Linked DNA regions of Homo sapiens: region 2 is linked to region 1. A link is a contact called in ENCODE Hi-C or POLR2A ChIA-PET data. All regions are on one chromosome and are shown on one strand. The core of a region is the stretch at or near the end of the contact, and the rest is flanking DNA. Distances in the headings are between cores, read along the strand shown.

Region 1 (7,869 bases), core at 3,839-6,338:
TACTTGTAAAAGCATTCACTTTTTTGTTGTTATTATTAAATTCGGAGTGTTGCTCTGTTGCCCAGGCTGGAGTGCAGTGGTGCAGTCATGGCTCACTGCAGCCTCAAGCTCCTGGACTCAAGCGAGCCTCCCACCTCAGCCTCTCAAGTAGCTGGGACTACAGGTGCATGCCACCACACTCAGGTAATTTTTGTATTTTTTGTAGAGATGGGGTTTCACCATGTTGCCCAGGCTGGTCTGGAAATCCTGGGCTCAAGTGATCCTCCCACCCTGGCTTCCCAAAGCCCAAAGTGCTGGGATTACAGGCGTGAGAAAAGCATTTACATTTAAAAAAAAAAAAAAAAAAAAAAAGTAGGCTTCCAGGGCTCTATCCCCAGAGACTTGGATTCAATAGGATTAGGGTGAGAGAGATCAGCAATGGAAATCCTTGATATAGTGGTTTGTCCTGGGTGGGGTTTTAAGAATTTATACATGATAAATCATGTAGGAATTATTTTTAAAGTAGAAAAAAAAGCTTTTATCATGCAAATATAGGGCTGACCAAAGTGCTATGTACTTAGCTGAGGCATAGGAGCACCTACCTAACCTAGAAAAGATGTACCTGACCCTAGTTAAAACCTGAGCTCTTTCTGAAACTGATTTGGGCATTTGGATTAGTTCTGCTTAAATCTGGGGCATCTGGTTTGATCTGAACTACTGAGAGACTCAGGCTTTTCTGGAACCTAGAACTAAATTGGCCTCACAACAAAGGGACTCCCTTCACTTGCCTCAAGTCAGGATCATGGGAAGGGGCAGATGTCTGCTGAGACTGATGTGAGGTCTTTTACCTCAGAAAATTTTACCTGAGTCATTAAAATAAAACCCCTTTCAAAAAATTTCTTTAAGAAAAACTAGTGTAATAAAAAGTAGGTCCTATTAGAGAACTTACCAAACACCAAGAACATTCTAACGGCGGAGGCTGTCAACTAGCATATTGAGGCTATGGTCCTTGTTGAACAGGTTTTGTCATCTGATACTGATAATATTTAGAAATCTAAGATGCCTTTGGAGTATAATATGTTCAAAAAATGTGGTTATCTTGGTCTGTGATTACAGCATATGTCCATGCTAAGGAGTTTGTTTCAGGACAGGAATAAGTCCTCTTCTGTTAAGCAGTTTCTCCTAAATCAGTTTGGAGACATTTCAGGAGCTTTTCTAACACCCAAGCTGAAATTATTGGCTTCTTCTCTGATTAAAACCATCCCAGCAGTTAGCAAACAATAACCAGAAGGTTTTCAATGTAGCCCCTGTGCACCCTTCAGAAAACATCTTGAAACAGTACTGTAAATAGATTCAAGAAAGGAATGTGGTTTGGAAAAAAAAAAAACTATTTTAAACTTGCCTTCTGTTCCCAGGGCTGCTGTCATGTAATCTAGGAGAATTTTGATAAGGTCTCCTGCTGTAAAATGGAGCAATAGAATATCTCATCAGATAATCGGATTCCAGATGTCCTTGGAAGGAATAACTAGAGCTATCACCTTAGTATTGACTCATATATCCCATGGAAGTCTGTGGAAGTGTGAAGGAACAGCACATGGGCCACAAGGAGAGGAAATCATTGTCATAGTCTGAAACTCTGTTTAGGTCATCCCATGAAAGTAATAGCTACAAGAGTGGCCATGGGCTTTTAAAATTGTATTCCCAAACCCTAGGTCATTGGAAGAACTACAGTTAATGTATACTGAGTTTTCAAGAATTAAAAAGAAAACCAAAAACTGGTTGTTGCAGGTGGTCCCCACATTTAACACTAAGCACTTCTGAATGCAAGTTGTTTCTAACAGGGTATATTTTATATTTACTGATGATTTTTAATTTTTTATTATCAAAGGTATATATGTTTATTATAGTCTATTATGAAAATACAGAAACATACTAAGAACAGTTAATGACCCATCAATCTAATGTACAGAAAGAAGGCTAGAACTAGGAAAAGAGTTGACTTTCCTTGAATAAATTCCCAGAAGTGGAGTACACAGTTTTATTTATTTATTTAGAGACAGAGTTTCACTCTGTCACCCATGCTGGAATGCAGTGGCGCAATCTCAGCTCACTGCAACCTCCGCCTCCCGGGTTCAAGTGATTCTCCTGTCTCAGCCTCCTGAGTAGCTGGGACTACAGGCACCTGCCACCACGTCCGGCTAATTTTTTTTTGTATTTTTAGTAGAGACAGGGTTTCACTATGTTGGCCAGGCTGGTCTCGAACTCCTGACCTCCAGTGATTGACCCGCCTCAGCCTCCCAAAGTGCTGGGATTACAGGCGTGAGCCACTGCACCCGGCCTAGTACACAGTTTTTAACTTTGATAAACATTGCCAAATTCCTCTCCAGGAAGGCTGTATTAATTTGTATTCCCTCTGAGAAAGTATAAGACTAAATTACCCCCTCTCTTGCCTAATTGGCTATCATCATTTTTTGTATTTTCTGGGAGTAAGTTCTTAGAAAGTTTTGTAAGGGACACTTACATTAAACCAGGACATCTCCCTGGTAACAATAAAAGCATGGAGAAAGGACCAGGGAAGGAGAAAACAGGTATAAAGTTCCCAGAGACCCCACTAGGTTTTCTACCTGTGCGATCCTAGATTAAAACCACTTGTTTTGATTTCAGGAAATTAGGGACAAAATAAAAATCTCAGCCTGAACTGGACCTTGTAGAAATTATCCCTGCTTGAGCAATAAGCACTCTAAATTCAGTCTGTTTAGAAAGATTCCTGCCCGTTAGCCAGGTGTGGTAGCACAGGCCTCAAGTCCAAGCTGCTCAGGAGGCTGAGGAAGGAGGATGCCTTGAGCCCAGGAGTTTGGGGCTTCAGGCAACAACAGCAAGAGCCCATCTCTAAAAAAGAAAGAAAAGGAGAGAGAGAGAGAGAGAGAGAGAGATGAGAGAGAGAGAAAGATGAGAGAAGAAAAGAAAAAAACAGTCCAGCCAAGCTAAAAGTTAGCTTTCAGAATAAAGTCAGAAAATAACTCCAGATTTTGGTAGCGTTGTGTTGATACGAAGCAAAAGATTTGGCCTTATTCTTAGGTCAGGCTTTCCTTGGAAGCTCTAGTTCTTCTCAGCTGTAACAGCAAAAGCCTAAATTCCATTATAGACTCTTTATTTCCTTTATATAACCTCTCTTCCCCCAGTCTTATTTTAATAATGATTCAAAAAGAGTTCCAGCATTAAAAAAAAGTAGTTTAACTCTTCACCCCCAAATGCAAGAAGGTGGTGAAAAGCAGAGGATGATGTTGAGTATCTTAAATAGCTGACATCATGTCAAACTATTAATTGTTGAAGTTATTTTTTTACACCTGAGTGAACATTTAGAAAATAATATAAATAGAAATTAAAGGGAAATAAATGCTAAACCGATGTTAGAAAATACTGTTTTCTGAAGTGTACAGTAAGTATCTTTTTGTATGTTTTTTTTTCTTTTTAATTTATTTATTGAAATGGAGTCTCACTCTGTCACCCAGGCTGGAGTGCAGTGGCGCGATCTTGGCTCACTGCAACCTCCGCCCTTTGAGTTCAAGCGATTCTCCTGCCTCAGCCTCCTGAGTACCTGGGATCACAGGCACCTGCCACCGCACCCAGCTAATTTTTTTTTTACTTTTAGTAGAGACGGAGTTTCACCATCTTGGCCAGGCTAGTCTTGAACTCCTGACCTCATGATCCATCCGCCTCGGCCTCCCAAAGTGCTGGGATTACAGGTGTGAGCCACCATGCCCAGCCTTTTATTTATTTATTTATTTTTGAGAAGGAGTCTCACTCTGTCGCCCAGGGTGGAGTGCAGTGGTGCAATCTCTGCTCACTGCAACCTCTGCCTCCCAGGTTCAAGCGATTCTCCTGTGTCAGCCTCCCGAGTAGCTGGGATTACAGGCATGCGCCACCGCACCCAGCTAATTTTTATATTTTTAGTAGAGACGTGGTTTCACCATGTTGGCCAGGCTGGTCTCAAACTCCTGACCTTCGGTGATCCACCCACCTCGGCCTCCCAAAGTGCTGGGATGACAGGCATGAGCCGCTGCACCCAGCCTCAAAGTGTATAGTAAATATCTAAACAAATGAAAGGGACAAGATATAGAAGGAATCTTAGGATCAGCTGAGAGATAATTGAATACTTTCCTAAAAGAACACAATACTGGAAGGGATGGGGCTTTGTGGGACAATTGCTATTTTGAATTCTTAGGTGTCCAACTTTACAACCAAGGTTTACAAATATTTTAAATGGTGATTTAGTCAGCAGAAGGGAAGACTCAAATAGAACATAATTAGCTTAAGCTTACCTCTAGTTGTAGAGTATACAGGTTTTGACCTCAAAATTTGAAAAATCGCAATTTTTATCTAAGTGCAATCAAGTTTTCCTTATTTGGGGATGGCCATAATTGTCTCTCATGGCAACTCAACTGTATGCAACATTGAACCATCCTTTGTTGCAAAGGAACCTGCCTGGGCCTGCTTCCTGTTAGATAAATGGTCCCAACTGGCATAACTTACAAGTTTGGTACATAAACTATCTGATTACAATACTAACGCTATACGTGAGCAGGTAGTAAAATATGGGCATTTACATCATTTATTCACCAAGAACTGTAATTAGGCATTTTCTTTCTCTTTTATTATATTTTAAAATTTAATATAGAGACAGGGTCTCACGCTGTCCCCCAAGCTAGAGTGCAATGGTGCAACCATTATTCACTGCAGCCTGAACTCCTGGGCTCAAGTGATCTTCCCACCTCAGCACCACCACGCCTGTCTTGTTTCTGTTTTACATGCTCTTGGCTAGTTTCTGTTTCCCACTGGTGTTAGGGTTTTAACTTCTGTTGATTCACAGGATGCAGGTGGGGGAGAGATGGCAAGGGGGAAAATATGAATTTGATTACTCAAGTGGAACAAGGTGAAACCATTAGTTTAAAATAATTTTAGGCTGAAAAATTAAAATCATTAAATTATTTCCTTCATGCTGTTATTACACTGTTTTTGTATTAAAGAAGTAAGCATAAATATGAGGATTGTATATTATTTCTATTCTGGCTATTTTTAGAATCATGGCTAAGAATTGGCATGGATCTCAGAATGACTGATTTGGAGGCTTTAGCATCTGGTCAAAAATGAGGAAACATCTGGACAGACAGGGCAGAAGATTTGTACAAGGCCGTGGTCAGGAAGGAATTTCAGGTCTACTGTCTTCCATCTCTACATTCTACCTTTTAGACCCTTCAAAAGAATAAGTGCTTATTTCAAAAATCTGTGTCCTTGCTCATGTGTTTAAATAATGACAGTTCCTGTAGTGAGGATTTTTGTATGCAGATGTGACCTAAGACTAGGTCCAACGTCACTTACATCCTGCATCCATGTTAGACCTGTCTCTGTGCTTCAGGTTGCTGTCACTCTTTGTAGAGCCTGATGCTGTTTGTGATGACCTTGGCCTCACTTTCCACTCAGTGCCACCCTTCTCTGGGTGCAGTGTGCAAAATGAGTAAGTTGGCTGCCACATGGGGCTTCCAGGCTGTCCACAGTACCCAGATAGCCAGCACATTATTCTCATCCTAGCTGGACAACCATTGACCCAAGCTTGGGTCTCGGGTTCTTGGTGACAAGTTGTTATAAATGGAGAACCGATACCGGGGCACGGTGGCTCACGCCTATAATCCAAGCACTTTGGGAGGCTGAGGCGGGCGGATTGCTTGAACTCAGGAGTTCAAGGCCAGCCTGGGCAACATAGGGAGACCCTGTCTCTACTACTAATAAAAAAATTAGCCAGGCATGGTGGTGCATGCCTGTGATCCCAACTACTCAGGAGGCTGAACTTGGAGGTCGAGTCTGCAGTGAGGCTGTGTTTGTGCCACTGCACTCCATCCTAGGTGACAGAGCAAGACCCCCTCTCAGAAATTAAATAAATAAATAAAAATTTTTGAAATGGAGAACTGAGAAAAGGAACACTAATGCAGTTGTGTTCCCATGGAAGATAGTCAAACAAAGCTAAACATAGCTGGAGTAAGAGAACCAGTGGCTGCTAACAGACGTGGAACTGTGCAACTGAACTAACCCCAAGGCTTACTCCCTCCCTGGGGAGTTGAGGCCAGAAACATTTTCTGTAGCATCTGTGGCAGAGCTGTGGGGCCTTTCTGGCTCAACTGGGAAGGAAGGTGACGGCTGTTGTTCTTCAAGGAATCGCTTTCCTGCCTCCTGAAGGGAATCACCAGGGCCTAGATTCTGGAAAGGGAAGGGAAAGTGGAGAACACAAAAAGGAAACGTTTTCTTGTTCTCCCATGAGATTCATGTGCATGTCCCCAAGCAGATTGCCAGAGGAAATGAAGGTTCTTTAAAAATAATAAATAAATAAATTCTGGCCCAGCACAGTGGCTCACACTTGTAACCCAGCACTTTGGGAGGCTGAAGCAGGAGGACCACTTGAGCCCCGGAGTTAGAAACCAGCCTGGGCAACATAGCAAGACCCTGTCTCTACAAAAATGTTGAACAATTAGCTGGGTGTGGTGCACACAGCTGTAGTTCCAGCTACTCAGGAGGCTGAGATGGGAGGATTACTTGAGCCCAGGAGTTCAAGACCATCCTGGGCATGATGGTGAGACCTCATCTCAATTTAAAGAAAAAAAAAATCCCTCCCATGCCTGTAATTCCAGCACTTTGGGAGGCTGAAGTGGGTGAATTGTTTGAGCTCAGGAGTTCAAGACCAGTCTGGACAACATGGCAAAATCCTGTCTCTACAAAAAATTAGCGAGGCGTGATGGTGCACGCCTGTAGTCCCAGCTACTTGGGGAGCTGAGGTGGGAAGATCAATCGAGCCCAGGAGGTCAAGGCTGCAGTGAGCCGAGATCATGCCACTGCACTCCAGCCTGGGTGACCTTGTCTCAAAAAAAAAAACCCACCAAAATCCCTCCCTTAAAACAGAGTTCAGTGACGGTTGTCACTCTGTGCAAAAATGAACTTGCCCAGTGGGTTTATATTTACTATCAACCAATATCAGCCTATGAATAGCAGAAAAAGGCAAGTAAGGCCATGTAACATTTCATTTTTTCCTGGAGCCCCAGGCTGACCCTGGTTTGGCTGGCCAGGGTGGGACTAAAGGTGAGGCTCCAAATCATCTGGGTACAGGCGGACCACATAGACCAAGAAAGTGCCTTTCAAACTGCCACATTTGTAATCCTAGCTACTCAGGAGGCTGAGGCAGGAGGATCCTTGAGCCCAGGAGTTCAAGACCATCCTGGGCAACATATTGAGACCCCATCTTGAATGAATGAATGGTGCCTTTCCCCAGACTTCCTTTGAATTGAAAGAAAACAAGTCACTTCATAAGTTACTTTATGAACCATTAAAACTGGATACAGCCATTTGCTGGGTGGCGTACCACCGCTTCAAATATCACTTATAGGGAATTTAGGGAAAAATCTTTTCCCCTAATATCAGGAAGTTTAAAAATAAGTAACCAGATAATCTGGGGCCAGGAGCATGTAGTGGGAGAGTTATCAGGCCCACCCAGTTCCCTGAGACAGGTGGAAAAAACTGACCCTTCTCTTCATCAGTTCTTATAGATGTAATTTCAACAAATGGGAAAGGATAATGCAAAACCCTTCCTTGTCCCTGTACACATGGGGAAGAGTTGAACAAAATGCTAGGGGAATTTGGCTCTGAAGGTCCCTGAATAGCTTGAGAGCTCTCACTGGGGACCCATCCCTGGGAGAATCAACTTGCATCACCTTTGGGCAACCACCCCTGGAACCATAACAGAAGGGGCAAGACCAAGCAAGTCCCTATTGCCTTGAGTGAGTCCTGGAAGAAAGTGGTTACTGGGGTAACCACAGCCTGTGCCATTCTTTACAGCCCAAATGCCAT
Region 2 (7,869 bases), core at 2,902-5,401, 270 kb after region 1:
TGAAGTCTTCCTTTCCCAGTCTTAGAGAGGGTCCCAAGAGGCCAATGCTTCTCCCACCCAGTGCTCAGAGCTCTTATTCCACCATGGGGATGTCTTGCCCGATTCTGAGTGGGTACAGTGTTCACCGAGGAGGCAGGCTGAGGCAGTTGGTAGCAGCACTGAATCCCACCCCAGCCCATTGGGTTTTCAGTCTGAGGGGCTTCTCCAGTGTGTGCCTGAGCCTGGCTGACACCTGGGCCAGTACGCAGGTGAACATTCTTCTGGGAGGGGAACTGAAAGCCTGTTGTAGCCAGTTTCTCAGTGATCCTGATCTCCTGGTTTTCAGGCCCTTGAATGGTCTCCTGCCACATTGCATCAGGGTCGGTCTGCATGGCCCACAAGTACAGCAGAAGTGATGGCATATGCCTTCGAGGCTAGCTTAAGAAAGACACGGTGATTAGCCTGCATTAGTTTCTGCCTTGGGCTGCTCACTATGGAAGCCAGCTGCTGTGTTGTAAGGATGTTCACGCAGCCCTCTCAGAGGTCCCAGAGGTGAGGAACTGACGCCTCCTGCCAACAGCCATGTGAGGACCCATCTTGGACGTGAATCCTCCCGCCTCATATCAAGCCCTCACGTGACAGCAGCTCTGCTTAATATCTTGACCGCAACCTCATGAGAGACCCTGAACCAGAACAACTCACCTTAGTCGCGTCCAAATTCCTGACTCTAAGTTACCATTAGAGATGACACACGTTTTGCTGTTGAGGCTGCTGTTTCAGGGCAATTTGTTACATAGCAATAGATAACTCATGCAAAGCACTTGGCAACTCTAAGTGGTTTTTCCCACTGCGTGTTTGGGGAGGCTTCTGGACTGGGGTTTTGCCTCCTCTGCCAGACAGGAAATATTAGGGTTCCCAAAAGATCACAGCAGCTCACTCAACAGCTCCTTCCCTCGCTCCTTCTCTCTTCCCAGCAAATTGAAGGTACTTCCCTTTAAGCAACCAAAATCCAACAACAGATGCTTCAACAATAGATGCAAAAAGAAATCTGAATTGGGGGAGGGTGAGAAAAGAAAAATAAGAAAAAAGGGAAGAAAAAGATCCATCCCTGTGAGGTCTGAGAATAAAAGAAGGAAAAGGAAAAGAAAAAAAAAAAAAAAGAAATCACCAGTGAACCCCTACCTGGCTAAAACAGAGTTTTCTCCTCATCTCCACCCCCAGAGGTCTCCAGTCAGGGAGGTGACTGGCCTTGGGCACTGGTACATTCCCAAACACTATGTAAACAAGCCCCATCAGACCCTTCCAGCCTCCGAAGCTGTCATTGCCTCCCTTTTGCTAAGTTGGTATTTAAACCTTTACCTCTGGCTGTACAGCAAGGTACTTATTACCGAGTGCTCCCACATATGAATAGACCTCGTCTTTTTTCCCGTTCGTATGTCTATTGTGAGTCATTTCACAAACCCCCTCCTCAAACCTAAGTTGGTAGAGGAAAAGACTTTTCTCCCAGCACCCTCAAGTCAAAGAAATTCCCAGGGGCTGTCAAGTGAGAAGTTCTGGAGCCCACTGCACTGAGTATTCTCTCTGGTCAAAATGAACTTTCCTAAGAACAACCACCTCCAATAGGGGAGATGCTGCAGGGACCCCAGATACACCCACCACACCCAGATACAAATGGCCAGAGGCCCTTGGAAACACAGCTCCTGGACCTTAGGTCATAGCTGAGGCACCCTCTGACATACACAACGCTGCATCATCGCCTGGTCTGCAGCAGCTTCTTTTTGGGTTTTGGCTTCTTTAACAAACACTTAGTGCTTGCTATGAGTCAGGCTCTCTTCTAAGTATGTTAGAAATATGAAGTCATTTAATCCTCACAACAACCTGCCTAGGAAGGTATTTTTACAGATAAGGATCCTGGGGCACAGAGAGGTGAAACAATTTGCCCAAGGCCACACAGTGCATGAGTGGCAGGGCCAGCCTGGCTCCATGCTCTGCCCTGAGATGAGAATGGACCCAGGGTCCATTTAGTGAGCATTCTGTGCCACCAGGGCACTGTTTCTTGGCCAGCACTCCTGGGGCTGGACAGGGTTGTGTATGTTGGTTTGGGCTGGGGGGAATCCAGGGGTCCATGTCCAAGCAGGGCATCAGCTCTTGAGGAAGCAAGGCCATGGCCTTACTAGAGAGAACTTCGTCTTCCAGGGCCAATCTCCACAGTCAGCTGAGGGTCTGCCTGAGCCCTGCCCAGGGTAGGAGGGGCTCTTGTGCGCAGGCTCATACCTGCTTCCTCACCCCTGCCAGGTTTGCCCCTATGTTTCCCACCTTCCTGGACCAGTGCCCCTCAACTAAGGGCAGTTTTGTCCCCCAGAAGACATCTGACAATGTCTAAAGGCATTTTTGATAGTCATGACTAGAAGGCTGCTACTGGCATCTAGTGAACAGAGGCCGGAGATGCTGCGAAACAGCCTACAATGCACAGAACAAAGCCTCACCACAAAGAATGGTCTGTCAGTAGTGCGGCGGTGAGAAGCCATGATCTAGGCCCACCTCACGGCATCCTTAAGGCTGAGAACCCCTCCCGTGTGATCTGTGTCTTGTTACAGCAGGGGTCCAGCGTCCTTGGAGGGCCACACCCATCCTCACTTTGGCGTCTCCCAGAGGCTACAACAGAAAGTGAAGGACTCAGTTTGTACTGCAGCCTCAAGTTCTTGGAAATAAAATAAGGATGTTGAGGTCCTGGTAAATGTGGTGGCCATTATTTTGCATCAGGCTCTGTGCTGAGCACTTTATATATTTTATCTTATGTCATTCTCATAAGCCAGTCTGTGATGCTATTATTATCCTTCTTTTATAGATTGGGAAACTGAGGCTTTAAAAAAGTAGCTTGCTCAAGGTCACACAGCTAATAAACCTGGTGACAGTCTGCTTTCTAGCCTAACCAGGCCCTGGTATACATACTTAGGAAAGTAAACATGGTAAATGCCCAGGGAGAGCCCACTCTTGGCCTGGCTTATGTCCTCCCCTGGGATCAGCACCCCTCACTCCACAGCACAGTTGCAGCTGAAGCTCTCAGGGCCAGCTAATTCTCTTCCCCTCTCTGGTTCTTACAGAAGGAAGGGGAAGAGTACAGAGAAGCAAGAGTAGGGTTAATTTTTGTGCAGGGACAGTTAAGACAGAGAGGAAGGGGCAGGGAAGAGATGGACAAGGGAGGGAGGCCTGGGAGCTTTTTATTATTTATTATAGCAGGGGAAAGAATGGGAGGTTTGTTTCTAAGCCATAAATACTCTCCTTTGATCCCTGTGTCTATCAGAGATAAATTAGTCACTCTTAGGCCTCAGAAATTAATGACTGTCCTAATGATCACCCTAAGTGACCTTGCAGCATTCCTAATTCTCACCACTCCCTGCAAAGTAGCTGTGTCAGGGTTTGGCAAGGTTTGGGGATGAGGCAGGACTGAGCGGGATGAAGGTGTAATTTCATTCCTCAGCCCCAGCCTCACTTTGCAGAGATGAAATTGGCCTCTACTCCTAAGGCCAGAGAACAGTCAGAACCAGATCCCAACTTCTGGGCTCTGCCCTCCCTGGCTTTGCTTCAAGCACAGGGATGGGGAGCACTGCGTAAGGAAGCTTCAGGGCCCTGTGGAATTCTGACCTGGGAGAGGGTGGATCCCCTAGGGGTGTGCAGGCCTGCGAGGGGCACCTGAAAGCAAGAGGGCATTTGGATCAGGTTAACATCTGACCTCTCAGCAGGCCCTGCCCATTCAGACTGGGGAAGAGCTTTGAAGTTTCCTTTGTGTGATGTTTTCATGGCCCTGATCCTACTGTACTGGAATTAGCCCGAGGCCCTGCCCCTTCCCTGGAGATTTGTTCCCCAACTGCAAAAGTCTTAGAAAAATACCGCAAGCTCCACCCACCATCCCCACACCACTGAATGCTTTTTCCTTAGGCTAAAATACCAGGGAGGAAAAGGCCTCAGAACCCCCACCAGGAGACATTCTGTGCGTGTTTACAGTTTCTCAAGTGGAAAGCAAGGACCCCTGGAACCAGATCTGAGGGCAGGTGCTTCCCAGATAAGCATGTTATGGGGTGGGGAGGATGGAGTAAGGGAGGGAGAAGCAAGATTGTCCCTGGAGGCTTCCCAAGCCACGGGCCAGGTCCAGAACAGCAAGGCTGTGGGTTCTGGCCAGAGAGAAGAGGAAGCTGGTGAAGCCAGGCCTTCCGGCCGTGCTCAGTGAGCAAACCATTGTGCCTAGTGTGGCCAAATATCCATCTCGGGGATCTCTCTCTGAGCACCAATGGCTTCTCCTATACTATTGCTCAAGTCCACCATAAAAGCAGTGTTTAAAAACGAAGGGAGAGGAAGACAAAAGAGAGGAAAGCGGAGAGAGAAACGGGAGGAGACGGAGAGAAGCAAGGAATCCCAAACTAGACTGCTAGATTCTGCTAGATTCGGCTTTTCAGAGTAAAGACTCTGAGCAATAGTGCCATCTTGTGGCTATGAGTAGGAATTACAATTAGTTTTCTCTCTCTCTCTCTCTCTCTCTCTCTCTCTCTCTCTCTCTCTCTCTCTCTCTCAATCTCTCTCCCCCCCTCCCTCCCTCCCTCTCTCTCTCTCTCTCTCTCTCTTTCTCTCCCCCTCCCTCCCTCCCTCTCTCTCTCTCTCTCTCTCTCTCTCTGTCGTCTACTCATGGTGTTTGCAACTGCAGGGGCACAAGCCATGGATTTTGTTTCCACCCGAGACAATTGCCTCTCCCCCGACACCTACACCCCAAACTACTCCAGACTCTGCACCCTCTTCTACACACCTCTGGGGTGAGTCCACATTTGCCCAGTAGAAATACCTGCTATCTGATGTTTGACTCAACTCTAAGACTCATTCAACAAATATTTATTGTGCTTTTATTATGTGCCAGGCACTGTCCTAAGATCTGCGGACCTGACTATAAATAAAAATGTCTCCTTTCATGCACTTTACATTTTAACTAGGGAGGCAAATATTAAACACATACATGTAAAATATAATGGGATGTAGTAACAAGTGCAATAAAGGAAAATAAGGCAGGGGATTCAGGGCTATTTCAGATAGGGTAATTGATGAGCTACAACTTTTTTTTTTTTTTTCAGAGATAAGGTCTTGGTGTGTTGCCCAGGCTGGTCTTGAACCCCTAGCCTTAAGCAGTCCTCCTGCCTCAGCCTTCCAAAGTGCTGGGATTACAGGTGTGAGCCACTGTGCCTGGTGCAGTCGCAACTTTTATCAGCACAGATATCTGCTAATATCTGTGCAAAGGCATAGATGAGGTGAGGGAGTAGGGCAGGTGAGTATCTGAGGGAAAAAGGACCTACAAACACAAAGACCAAAGCCGTCTGTCTGGATCTTCCCTGAGATGTGACTCCAGAGTAGCAGCCAAAGAATATGACACTCAGGAAGTCATCTAGGGTTCGAGGTGCTAAAGCCAACTTTTTTCTTTTTCCTTTTTTGAGACAAGGTCTTTCTCTGTTACCCAGGCTGGAATGCAGTGGCGCAAACACGGCTCACTGCAGCCTTGATCTCATGGACTCAATTGATCCTCCCACCTCAGCCTCCCTAGTAGCTGGGACTACAGGTGGGTGACCCCATGCCCGACTAATTTTTGTATTTTTTGTAGAGATGATTTTGCCATGTTGCCCAGCCTGGTCTTGAACTCCTGGACTCAAGTGATTCACCCGCCTTGGCCTCCCAAAGTGCTGGGATTGCAGGTGTGAGCCACCATACCCAGCCTAGAGCCAACATTTCTCTTTTTTTCTATGCTTAGCATCCAAAGCTATCTTTATCAAAATCCACCTGCTAAAGCCCCCGCTAGGACAGCATGTGGGGAGGCTCTAGGCCATTCTGGATTCAGGACCTTCTGGCTCCATTCTGAATACAAAAGCTGACTTTTGACGTGAGAAATCTGACACACTCTTCACTCTCTGAGCCCAGGATTTTCTTTGCCAAAGAGCTGGGCTTCTTTCTGTAGCCAGTGGTGATCCCACAAGCTTGCCTTTGCTTATATCAAAGACTCCAGATCTCCAGTTGAATGTCTCCACCAAGACATCAGAGTTGAAATTAAAAAGAGCATTTCTTTCAGAGAATAAGCCCAAGCTTTGGAGATCTGGTTTGTACCCAGTCCCTGTTCCAGGCCAGCCTGCTCTGTCCCTTGCTCATTTAATTTTCTAGGTTAACAAACAGAGCAAAGTTTCCAGGTGTGCTTGCAGAATATCACCTGGAACATTATTTGGAGGAGAGAGGCAGGGTGCTGAGCTTTTTCTGAAGCTTTTTCTGAAGGCTTATATTCTGTAGGTCAGGGAGCCAGTTACTTACAAGTAAAACTGTCCCCAACAAGATTGCTCTATCAGGGCCCATTTGGGGTTGGCTTTTCTAGCATATGAGTCTAGCATATGAATCAGGCCAGGTGTGGTGGCTCACACCGGTAATCCTAGTGCTTAGGGAGGCTAAAGGGAGCCGGTTGCTTGAGACCAGGGGTTTGAGATCAGCCTGGTCAACATAGTGAGACTCCATTGCTACAAAAAATTAAAAAATTACCCAGGCATGGTGGCACGTGCCTGTAGTCCTAGCTAATTGGGAGGCTGAGGCAGGAGGATTGCTTGAGCCCAGTAGTTCGAGGTTGCAGTGAGCCGTGATTGTGCCACTGTACTCCAGCCTGGGTGACAGAATGAGACCCTGTCTCTAAAAAAAATATAAAAATTAAAAAAAAAGTATGAATCAAGTATAGCCTGAGTGGACTCTGGGTGGACAAGGGGACTGGTTTCATCTGGTTACTTGACTCAGAAAGTCAAAAATAGGCTGGGCATGGTGGCTCACGCCTGTAATCCCAGCACTTTGGGAAGTCAGGGTGGATGGATCACTTGAGGTCAGGAGTTCAAGGCCAGCCTGGCCAACATGGTGAAACCCCATCTCTACTAGAAATACAAAAATTAGCTGGGTGTGGTGGCACGCCCCTGTAATCCCAGCTACTCAGGAGGCTGATGTGGGAGAATTGCTTGAACCTGGGAGGCAGAGGTTGCAGTGAGCCTAGATCGTGCCATTGCACTACAGCTTGGGTGACAGATTGAGACCCTGTCTCAAAAAAAAAAAAAAAAAAAAAGTCAAAGATACCTGAGGTCTTTTCTTCAGTGTCTGCATTCTCAATGTTCATTTCATACCCGAGAAGCAAAGCCAGGCAAGGCAGCCTGGTAAATGGGCCCGGATCTTTTCCCAGAGAGCACTTTGTAACCTTGATAACAAGACTCAAATGACCTCCACCAAAATCAAAAACAAAACTAACAAAAGCCCATTTGAATGTTAGAAAACATCTTCACAATGAATCTAGTCTTTCTGTTTTTGTGGTTTCGGCAGCTGCTTTATTTGGGTGTGTTCTTGACAGTCATGGTTTCAGAGGGTTCTTCTATCCAAGAGGAAGTCAGTCCTCTGAAGACCAAGTTTGCGTACTGGACAATTTGAGCTGACAGCAGCTGCCAACTCATGCTCGGCTCTTCACGGTGGACTGTCTCTTGTGCAGGTCAGCTTGTCCTGGCAGATGCTATCCATGGCAGTGCTTCCCTGCCTGGGCCTGGGGAGAGGCCCTCCTGGGAGATTCCTCTTCTGGCTGAGCCTGTACCTGGGCCTGTGTGCAGGTAAGGAAGGCAGGTCATTGCTGCCTTGAAACTAATCCAGTGGATGTACCTGGATCAGAAGACAAAATGAACTCACCAAATGTCAAATCATTGTTAACCAGGGCAAAGACTTACTTGTCCTCTCCCTGCCATGAGAAACAGCTCTGCCAACCACTGTCACATCTCCAGTGAGGGCTCTCATGGTATTTGCAGTGTGTGTGGTTGTTGTTTTTTGGAAGATGGGATCTAGAGAGTAAGAGGGTGT

Evidence for each region. A loop is a pair of places that touch in the nucleus more often than their neighbours do. ChIA-PET counts read pairs that join two places held with the same protein, here RNA polymerase II (POLR2A). Pooled maps may share reads with other maps.
Region 2: a loop to region 1 is called in a map with no recorded cell type, with 8 times the contacts of the local background. The contact joins two enhancer-like sites. A Hi-C loop is called at or near these places in 4 of 168 maps with a recorded cell type or tissue (Caco-2, GM12878, IMR-90 and 1 more), 33 of 37 single-sample maps with no recorded cell type and 10 of 50 pooled maps. POLR2A ChIA-PET finds 5 or more read pairs at or near these places in 2 of 52 experiments (Caco-2 and MCF 10A).

Annotation. Positions count from the first base shown.
Region 1 is chr2:62,136,168-62,144,036 of GRCh38, forward strand. No RefSeq gene overlaps it. Among named protein-coding and RNA genes, the nearest start is that of B3GNT2, 56 kb to the right of the region's middle. RefSeq lists an enhancer at 5,899-5,988. Within about 2 kb of position 5,089, at least 3 of the 41 ENCODE cell types and tissues checked have a DNase peak (open chromatin) inside an H3K27ac peak, as active enhancers do; they include GM12878, where a contact is called at or near this core.
Region 2 is chr2:62,407,805-62,415,673 of GRCh38, forward strand. It overlaps LOC105374764 (a long non-coding RNA gene), which reads left to right and starts at 7,389. Exons shown (of 6, transcript XR_002959390.2): 1 at 7,389-7,625. RefSeq lists enhancers at 304-353, 1,829-1,918, 2,159-2,238, 3,170-3,929, 4,201-4,390 and 1 more. Within about 2 kb of position 4,152, at least 26 of the 41 ENCODE cell types and tissues checked have a DNase peak (open chromatin) inside an H3K27ac peak, as active enhancers do; they include GM12878, where a contact is called at or near this core.